Regions from separate parts of the Mus musculus genome. Here region 1 is linked to region 2. A link is a contact called in ENCODE Hi-C or POLR2A ChIA-PET data. All regions are on one chromosome and are shown on one strand. Each heading gives the region's core, a stretch centred on a gene start or an enhancer-like site at or near the end of the contact. The rest is flanking DNA. Distances are from core to core; before and after follow the strand shown.

Evidence for each region. A loop is a pair of places that touch in the nucleus more often than their neighbours do. ChIA-PET counts read pairs that join two places held with the same protein, here RNA polymerase II (POLR2A).
Region 1: a map of T-helper 2 cell shows a loop between it and region 2 (2.3-fold over the local background). The contact joins the promoter of Ilvbl here to the promoter of Olfr1358 in region 2. A Hi-C loop is called at or near these places in 2 of 37 maps with a recorded cell type or tissue (Patski and T-helper 2 cell). POLR2A ChIA-PET finds 5 or more read pairs at or near these places in 1 of 5 experiments (Patski).

What each region holds. Positions count from the first base shown.
Region 1 is chr10:78,573,417-78,577,061 of GRCm38, forward strand. Ilvbl (ilvB (bacterial acetolactate synthase)-like) reads left to right here and starts at 1,575. Exons shown (of 15, transcript NM_001359302.1): 1 at 1,575-1,815; 2 at 3,166-3,367; 3 at 3,484-3,611. The coding sequence starts at 1,681.
Region 2 is chr10:78,515,360-78,519,067 of GRCm38, forward strand. Olfr1358 (olfactory receptor 1358) reads left to right here and starts at 2,069. Exons shown (of 2, transcript NM_001370810.1): 1 at 2,069-2,178. The coding sequence starts at 2,176. The region is part of intron 1 of Gm47944 (a long non-coding RNA gene); the gene reads right to left.

The DNA.
Region 1 (3,645 bases), core at 325-2,824, 58 kb after region 2:
CTCACAAGAAGACCAAGCTGCACATCTGCTATAAATGGGTAGAGAATCTAGGTCCAGCCCCTGCACTCTCCCAAAACAACTCTTATGGAATGGCAGGGAAAAGCCTACCTTGTTTGATTCAAGACGAAATTGGAGGCATGCTCACAGCCAGTAAGCATAAATAATTCATACGGTAGTTTGGCTAAAAATAGTTGAGTAGGTTTTTGTGGGTACCCATGGCTTTGCCTGTGCTAGGCAAATGTTCCATCACAGAACTTAATCAGAGACCATAGTTGCTGAGAAGGGATGGCTGAACGATCAGCTTTAAACAGGGCATTTATACCATGGCTTGCAAAGGTCAGGGAACACCAAGGAAGAGGAAGTGGAAAGAATATAAGAGCCAAAAGATGGGGAGAAAGGCTGTGGAATGCTATCTTGTGGACATGACACAGCTGAAGCGATTGTGATTTTTGGTTGGTCTCTATGCACTCCTGCTTGTCCTGGAACTCACTATGGAGAAGAGCCTGGTCTTGAACTCGGAATGGTGGGAATAAAAGCACATACTATTACACTGGTTTACATTGTTAAATATCCATTGTTCAGGCTTCAACAAATAGCTCAAAACTCTTGGTTACACAGATGGTCCTGATTAAAAGCCAGTCAAAGAAAAAGACATAAATTGGAGAAAGGGATTTGTAAGACAGATCGGAGTTTGTAAAAGGTCCCCAGATGCTGGAAACCTGGAAAATGACTGAACCGGCCTGGCACCAAACACTAGGGAGTTCTCTAAACATCCTGCAAAGCCTCACAGTGGTCCAGGAAGGGGAGGGGCTTGCATATGTTGCGGTCGGGAATGCGGGTTCTGGGGAGCTCGGGTGGGGGGTGTGTCACAGTCCACGCCCGTGGAACGTGCCGCGAGATGGTTCTCGCGGGTGTGGAAGGCGCGGTGTAATGTTAGCCAATTAGAGGCGAGAGAGAGAAGCGACCAATGATAAACGTCTCTTTCGGATAGCTTTTTCAGCGAGACTCCAGTTTGGCGCACGCGCGTCTCGTTGAACTACGGGGCGCTGCAGAGCCAAGTGGGCAAAAGGGGCACCACTCCACACTCCCCAGTCACGTGACCCAGAAGCGGCAGAGTTCCACTGCAGTCAGGGACCTTTCCTATAGGCAAAGGTCATAGGGCCTTGTTTGGGGATGGGTGGAAGGGAGTTCTATGTAGTGGAGCTGAAGGCGCATCCTATTGAAAAGTGACCTCGGCTGAAGGCCAAAGGTCAAGAGTCTGGTGTGTGTGGGGAGGGTGGGGGAGCGTACCCTAGGCTGCGCGATCCGATGGGGGTGTGGCCTTACGACTCAATGATGTAAGCGCGAGGCGGGCTCTCCGCTGAGCCCCAGTCCAGCGTTGAGGAGGGTGGGTTCTGCATGGGCTCGTTAACAGATAGGTAAGTAGGAATTTCAACCTTGTTTCGGTGCTACTGCGATCGCCTTGACCTGCTGTGGCCTACTTTTAGTTTGAAGGTGGTGACGTCAGGGGGCGGACTTAGCCTCACTGGGGCGTGGCTTTAAGTCCAGTCTAGATGCGTCTGTGGGCGTGGCCTGGCAGGTCGGGGAGGTGTGGCCCAGGTCCGGCGGACGATCCTGCTTCCGGATTAGATTATAGTACTAAGATTCTGGCTCTGTGCTTTCTTACTTAGGTTCTGCCTCATGGAAACTTCTGCGGCCGCTGCATCTGCGGGAGGCTTCTTCCCCTCCTTCCTGCTCCTGGCGTTTGGGACGCTGGTGGCTGCCGTGCTGGGCGTCGCTCACAGACTGGGGCTCTTCTATCAGCTGATGCACAAGGTGCTTAGGGTAGAAGGAGGGCTAGGGGTAGGAGGAAGGCACTAAAGGTGTTTCTCCAGCTCATCCACTGTGCAGGTGTGGAAAGCGAGTCCCAGCTAGTCTAGAAGTGGCTGGTTGGGAGATTCTTTACAGAGCTCTGTCCCTTTGCCAAACTGTATATGGGCCTGGACTTTGTAACTAGTACGAGATAATGGGGAAATTGTCGTTGTCTGGACAGCACACATTCTCCGCCTACCTCCATACCCAGGGGCCTGAGTCATTTTAACAGAGCAGGCCTTTTAAACATAGTGAGATTGGTGGGCTGAAGGTAGGCAGGGGAGGGAATGGGCTCTGATAGTAAGCCCTTCTGAGGAACTGTCTTAGCATATTTCGTACCATCTTCACCAAAGTAAGTGCTATAATTTCTGTCCTTGTGCCCACAAGAGGCAAATGATCTACAGAGAAGTTTAGTATTTTCTCTAGATGACAGATTTGGGAAAAGCTGACCCCACAAGTCATACTTATAAACCACTTGTTCCATTCTGAGAAATTCTTGCCCTTACCCAGTCCCTTTTCTTCTAGACAGGGACAGTGCCACTGACCTTGAAGTATGTAGGGATCGTGAAGCTACTGAGGCTTGGATGCTCAGGGTAGTCTGTGCCAGGAGTCACTTCCGTGCTAGGCATATGGCTGCTGGCAGCATGTCAGCTGGACCTGTGCCTCACTAGCAGAGGGAGGCAATAGGCTGGATGGAGTTAGCACTCCAAGTGCCAGGCCCTGCAGGGATACTAGGAAGCAGGCACACATCTAAGCCAGGGGCCTTCTGCCTCTTGCCAGGCTCTCCTGGATTCTCTGTAGATTTAACCTCTATCTCCTTTCTTCTCAACTGGCCCAGTATCTCTGGAGCAGGCATTATAATCTCCAGAGCCACTTAAGAACATAGGCTTTATCTCAGTCTGCTACTTGGTAGGCTGGGGAGAGATGGTCACAAATTCAAGCCCTGCCTAAGCTACATAAGGAGTTCAAAGCCTCGTGAGACCTTGTCCTAGTAAAAGCTGATGATATAGCTCAGTGGTTAGAGTGCTTGTCTAACACTATCTATGCCCAGGGTTCAATCCTCAGTACAGTTTCAAAAAGAACATTTCTTCTGTTGGAGTCTATCACTTGGGCAAGTCTTGGCATTTTTAGCTGTAGGACAAAGAGAACAATAAATTTGCTAAGTCAGTGTACCCTTCTCTGAATTGGATTTAAAGTGGTATGTCTCTAACCAGAATCTAAGTTCGTCTGTCTTCTGACCTTACCCCTGCCTGTTCTTGTACCTGCTCCTGGGCTGGCCTCTGACTGTCTTGTTCCTCATCTCCTTTGACCCAGGTGGACAAGACAAGCATCCGGCATGGTGGAGAGAGTGTCGCAGCTGTGCTCCGAGCCCATGGTGTACGCTTTGTCTTCACATTGGTCGGTGGGCACATTTCCCCACTGCTGGTGGCCTGTGAGAAGCTGGGTATCCGAGTGGTAGACACACGCCACGAGGTCACTGCTGTCTTTGCTGCTGATGCTGTGGCCCGCCTGACTGGTAAGGACCAGGGACTAGCAGGACAGTGACATGGCCCCTGTGAATGAGAGGCAGGGGGTTTGGGGTAGGACGATGTTTGGGAGGATGGCATGGTTGTCACCAGCTCTTTCTTTCAGGGACAGTGGGTGTGGCAGCAGTGACAGCCGGTCCTGGCCTCACCAACACTGTGACTGCAGTGAAGAATGCACAAGTGGCACAGTCCCCAGTCCTGCTTTTGGGTGGAGCTGCCAGCACCCTGCTGCAGGTGCCTAGTCCTTAAGGGTAGGTGGGGTCCCCAA
Region 2 (3,708 bases), core at 819-3,318:
ACACACACACACACACACACACACACACACACACACACACACACTATACATATAATATATAGATTTAAAAAATATATATTATATATATTTATTTGTTTTGTTTTGTTTTGTTTTGTTTTTTTCCCCTTCTCTCTCTGGCTCCACTTGCTTTGGCCCCAAGATTTATTTACTCATTATATGTAAGTATACTGTAACAGTCTTTAGACACACCAGAAGAGGGTATCAGATCTCATTACAGATGGTTGTGAGCCACAATGTGGTTGCTGGGCTTTGAACTCTGGACCTTCAGAAGAGCAGTCAGTGCTCTCAACTGCTGAGCCATCTCTCCAGTCCCTATTTGTTTGTTTTTTGAGACAGAGTTTCTCTGTGTAGTCCTGGCTGACCTGGGACTCCCTGTAGACCAGATTGGCCTTGAGCTCAACAATTTTTTTTCTTTTTTCGAGACAGAGTTTCTCTGTATAGCCCTGGCTGTCCTGGAACTCTGTAGACCAGGCTGGCCTCGAACTCAGAAATTCGCCTGCCTCTGCTTCCCAAATGCTGGGATTAAAGGCATGTACCACCACGCCTGGCAACAATTTTTTTTTTTTTAATGAAAAAGCAGACATGCATAGAGGATGATAATCTTGGACAAGGAAGGGAACATGGTAGTGACAGAAGATGTCCTTCAGGTCCAACTTTTAATAGTGAGGAAGGGAAATCCATGATCCAACATGCAAGACAGAAGACCGAACAATGGCTCAATATTATGACATGGGATTAGAGAGACGGCTTAGTGGTTAAGAGCACTGGCTGTTCTTGCAGAGGACTGTGTGTGTGAACCTGTCTTGCACAGGTTCCATTACCAGCACCTGAATGCAGATTATAATCATCTATAACTCCAGTTCTAGGGGATTCAATGTTCTCATCTGACCTCTGTGGACACACACTCAACGTACATACATGCTTGCAGATAAAAACATTCATACACATAAAATAAATCTTTTTTGTTTTTGATATTATAATATAGTTACATTTCTCCCTTCTCTTTTCTCCCTCCAAATGTTCCCATATACCCTGTTCTTCTTCACATTCATGGTGTCTTTTATCACTAATGGTTATTGCATGAATATGTCTATGCACACACAGACACAAATATAAATATAACCTATTTAGTCCATGTAATGGACTTATGTTTAAATGGGGGTGGGGGTACTGGGTAGCCAGAGTCTGATCTGGAGCCTGGTGCAGAGGGTGGACAGATGATGGCAGCAGTGGTGGGTGCTCTATGTAGTCAGTTGCAGCAGGCCAGAACATTAGTGTGGTTCTGAGGGGTGGGGAGAACTTGAGGAGAGCATGGATGTGGTGGTTTGAATGAAAATGGCTGCCAGAGACTCACAGAGAGTGGCATTATTGGAGATGTAGGTTTGTTGGAGTAGGTGTGACCTTGGAGTAGGTGTGGCCTTGTTGGAGGAAGTATGCCTGTCACAGTGGGTGGGTGTTGAGGTTTCAGATGCTCAAGCCAGGCCCAGTGTCACTCTCTTCTTTCTGTCTGCATATCCAGATGCAGAACTCTCAGCTACCTGCTACCTCTCTAGCATGCCTACATGCAGTCATGCTTCCTGACATCATGACAGTGGACAAACCTCTGTACTGTAAGCCAGCCCCAATTAAGTGGACATGGTGTCTCTTCACAGCAATAAAGCCCTAACTAAGATGTTTAGTGACTAAAAACTAGCTAGAAAGAACAGACATGTGGAAGCTCTGGGTCTCTAAATTAGTCCTGAGCAACCCAAGTAACAACATCAAATCATCTACTGTTTTCTTCCACAAAGGCAGAGTCTTTGGGAAACAGCCTTGACCAGCTGAGGTGACACCCCTTATAGATTATCAGGAGCACTGATGGAGTTAGGGATGCATTTGTGACTGCTGTCCCTAAAGGAGGATTCCAATTATTCTTTCCTTACTCTGAGGCTTAGGGCTGAATGCTGGGGAAAAAAGACCCCAGGGTCTCTAGTTCCAGGAGAGAGAGAGTACTTCTCAAAACATCATCAGCCTGGCCCTGGGAGGCTTGTTAGTGACTGCAGAGCTTCTGGGACAGGAGCTCAGGGACCCCAGAATATGACAGTGTGGGTCCTCAGCCCCTCCCTTCTTAGGCAGAAAGGGACATTCACAGGGATGTAAGCACCTATCATAGCTATGGTGAGTTACAATCTGGCTACAGAAGCCATCTGACCATCCCCACCTTAGGGAGAGATCTACAAATGAATGGAGGGAGAGAAAAATTTTCAGATTGAACAGTGACTTCCTTCCATGGAGCTTGTTTCAAAGGTGTTTAATTCCAATTTTGGGTTGGGTCTGTAGCACCTAGGAGAATCTATAATGTGCTCAGAGGGAACGGGAGGGAGCCCCTCCCACCTCTGAACCCTGCAGACACAGAACCTGTGTACAGGTGGTGGCGAGACAGAGAGAGGAGGGTTAGGGAGTGCGGGGCTACAGGCTCATGCAGCTCAGAGCTACAGGGGCACACAGACACACTTCTCAGGAAGGACCCTGGGTCTCTGGCTGTCACAGTGGGGATGACACTGGCAGGTCCCTGAACTCAGCACCCACAGGTAACTCCTGCAGGCAAGTGCTGTTTCAGGATCTTTGTTGGGTGCACATTTCATGGACTCTAAGTAAGCAGATGGGGGTTTCAGGTCCCATCAAGTGACTTCTTGGACTTGATGGTCTTCCTGTCTAAGAAGTGGGAACATGAATCTGGTCCCTTGTTTACAACATGTCTCAGCCAGGTTCTTTTAGCTATCAGAATGCTAGTACCTGGAGTTCTGTGTTTGAATCAGGTTTTCAGTTCATTTGGAAGACGTGTCTTAATGAAAGATCTTAGAGTGCTGGTAGTCCAGCCACATGCAGGATTTCCAGTTCTCAGTTTTAGGGTTGGGAATTTATTCATAGCACTATTTGTCAACTGTGAGTTCATAGGAGTTGTCTTTGAGTTCACAGATAAGGCTCAGAGGGGTGCAGCCAGCTGCCAGGAGTCATCATGTCCCTTACAAGTCTGTTCTGGGGATTCAGGTCCCCACACTTGAACAGCAAGCATTCTTCCCCCCACCGAGCATCTCCTTAGCTGAGTAGTGTACCACTATTGGCTGTCTGACTTCCCTGCTTCATTTTGTTTTCCAAACACTGTTGGGTCAGGAGTTCTTATCTAGGATTTCTTCCTAGATCTAAATAAGCTAGCAATGGCCTTACTGTCTTCTTTCCCCATCTGAAGATCTTTACTTTGTGTCTATGGCCATATTGCCCTGAGTGTACCTGACCTTGTTTGTCCTCAGAAGCCGAGCAAGATTAGACCTGCTTAGTACTTGGATGGGAGACCTAGGAATACTGGGTGCTGTAGGCTTCAATTTGTTTCTTTGTGATTTTTTTAAAAAAAGATTTATTTTAATGTGTGGGTGTGCCACCTACTATTGGATCTAAGAAGTAAACTGTCATCCTCCAAAAGAAGAGGAAGTCCTCTTAACCACGGAGTCATTTCTTCAGGCCCTGATTTATAATTTTTTCCTTTGTTTTGTTTTTATTTCATGTGTGTTTCATGTGCATCTATGTAAGAGTGCTGGATCAGAGACAGTTTTGAGCTGCCGTGTGGGTCCTGGGAATCAAACCCGGGTCCTCTCAAAGAACAGCCAGTACTCAGAGCCATCTCTCCAGCATCTCTTTTCTTCTTCCTTC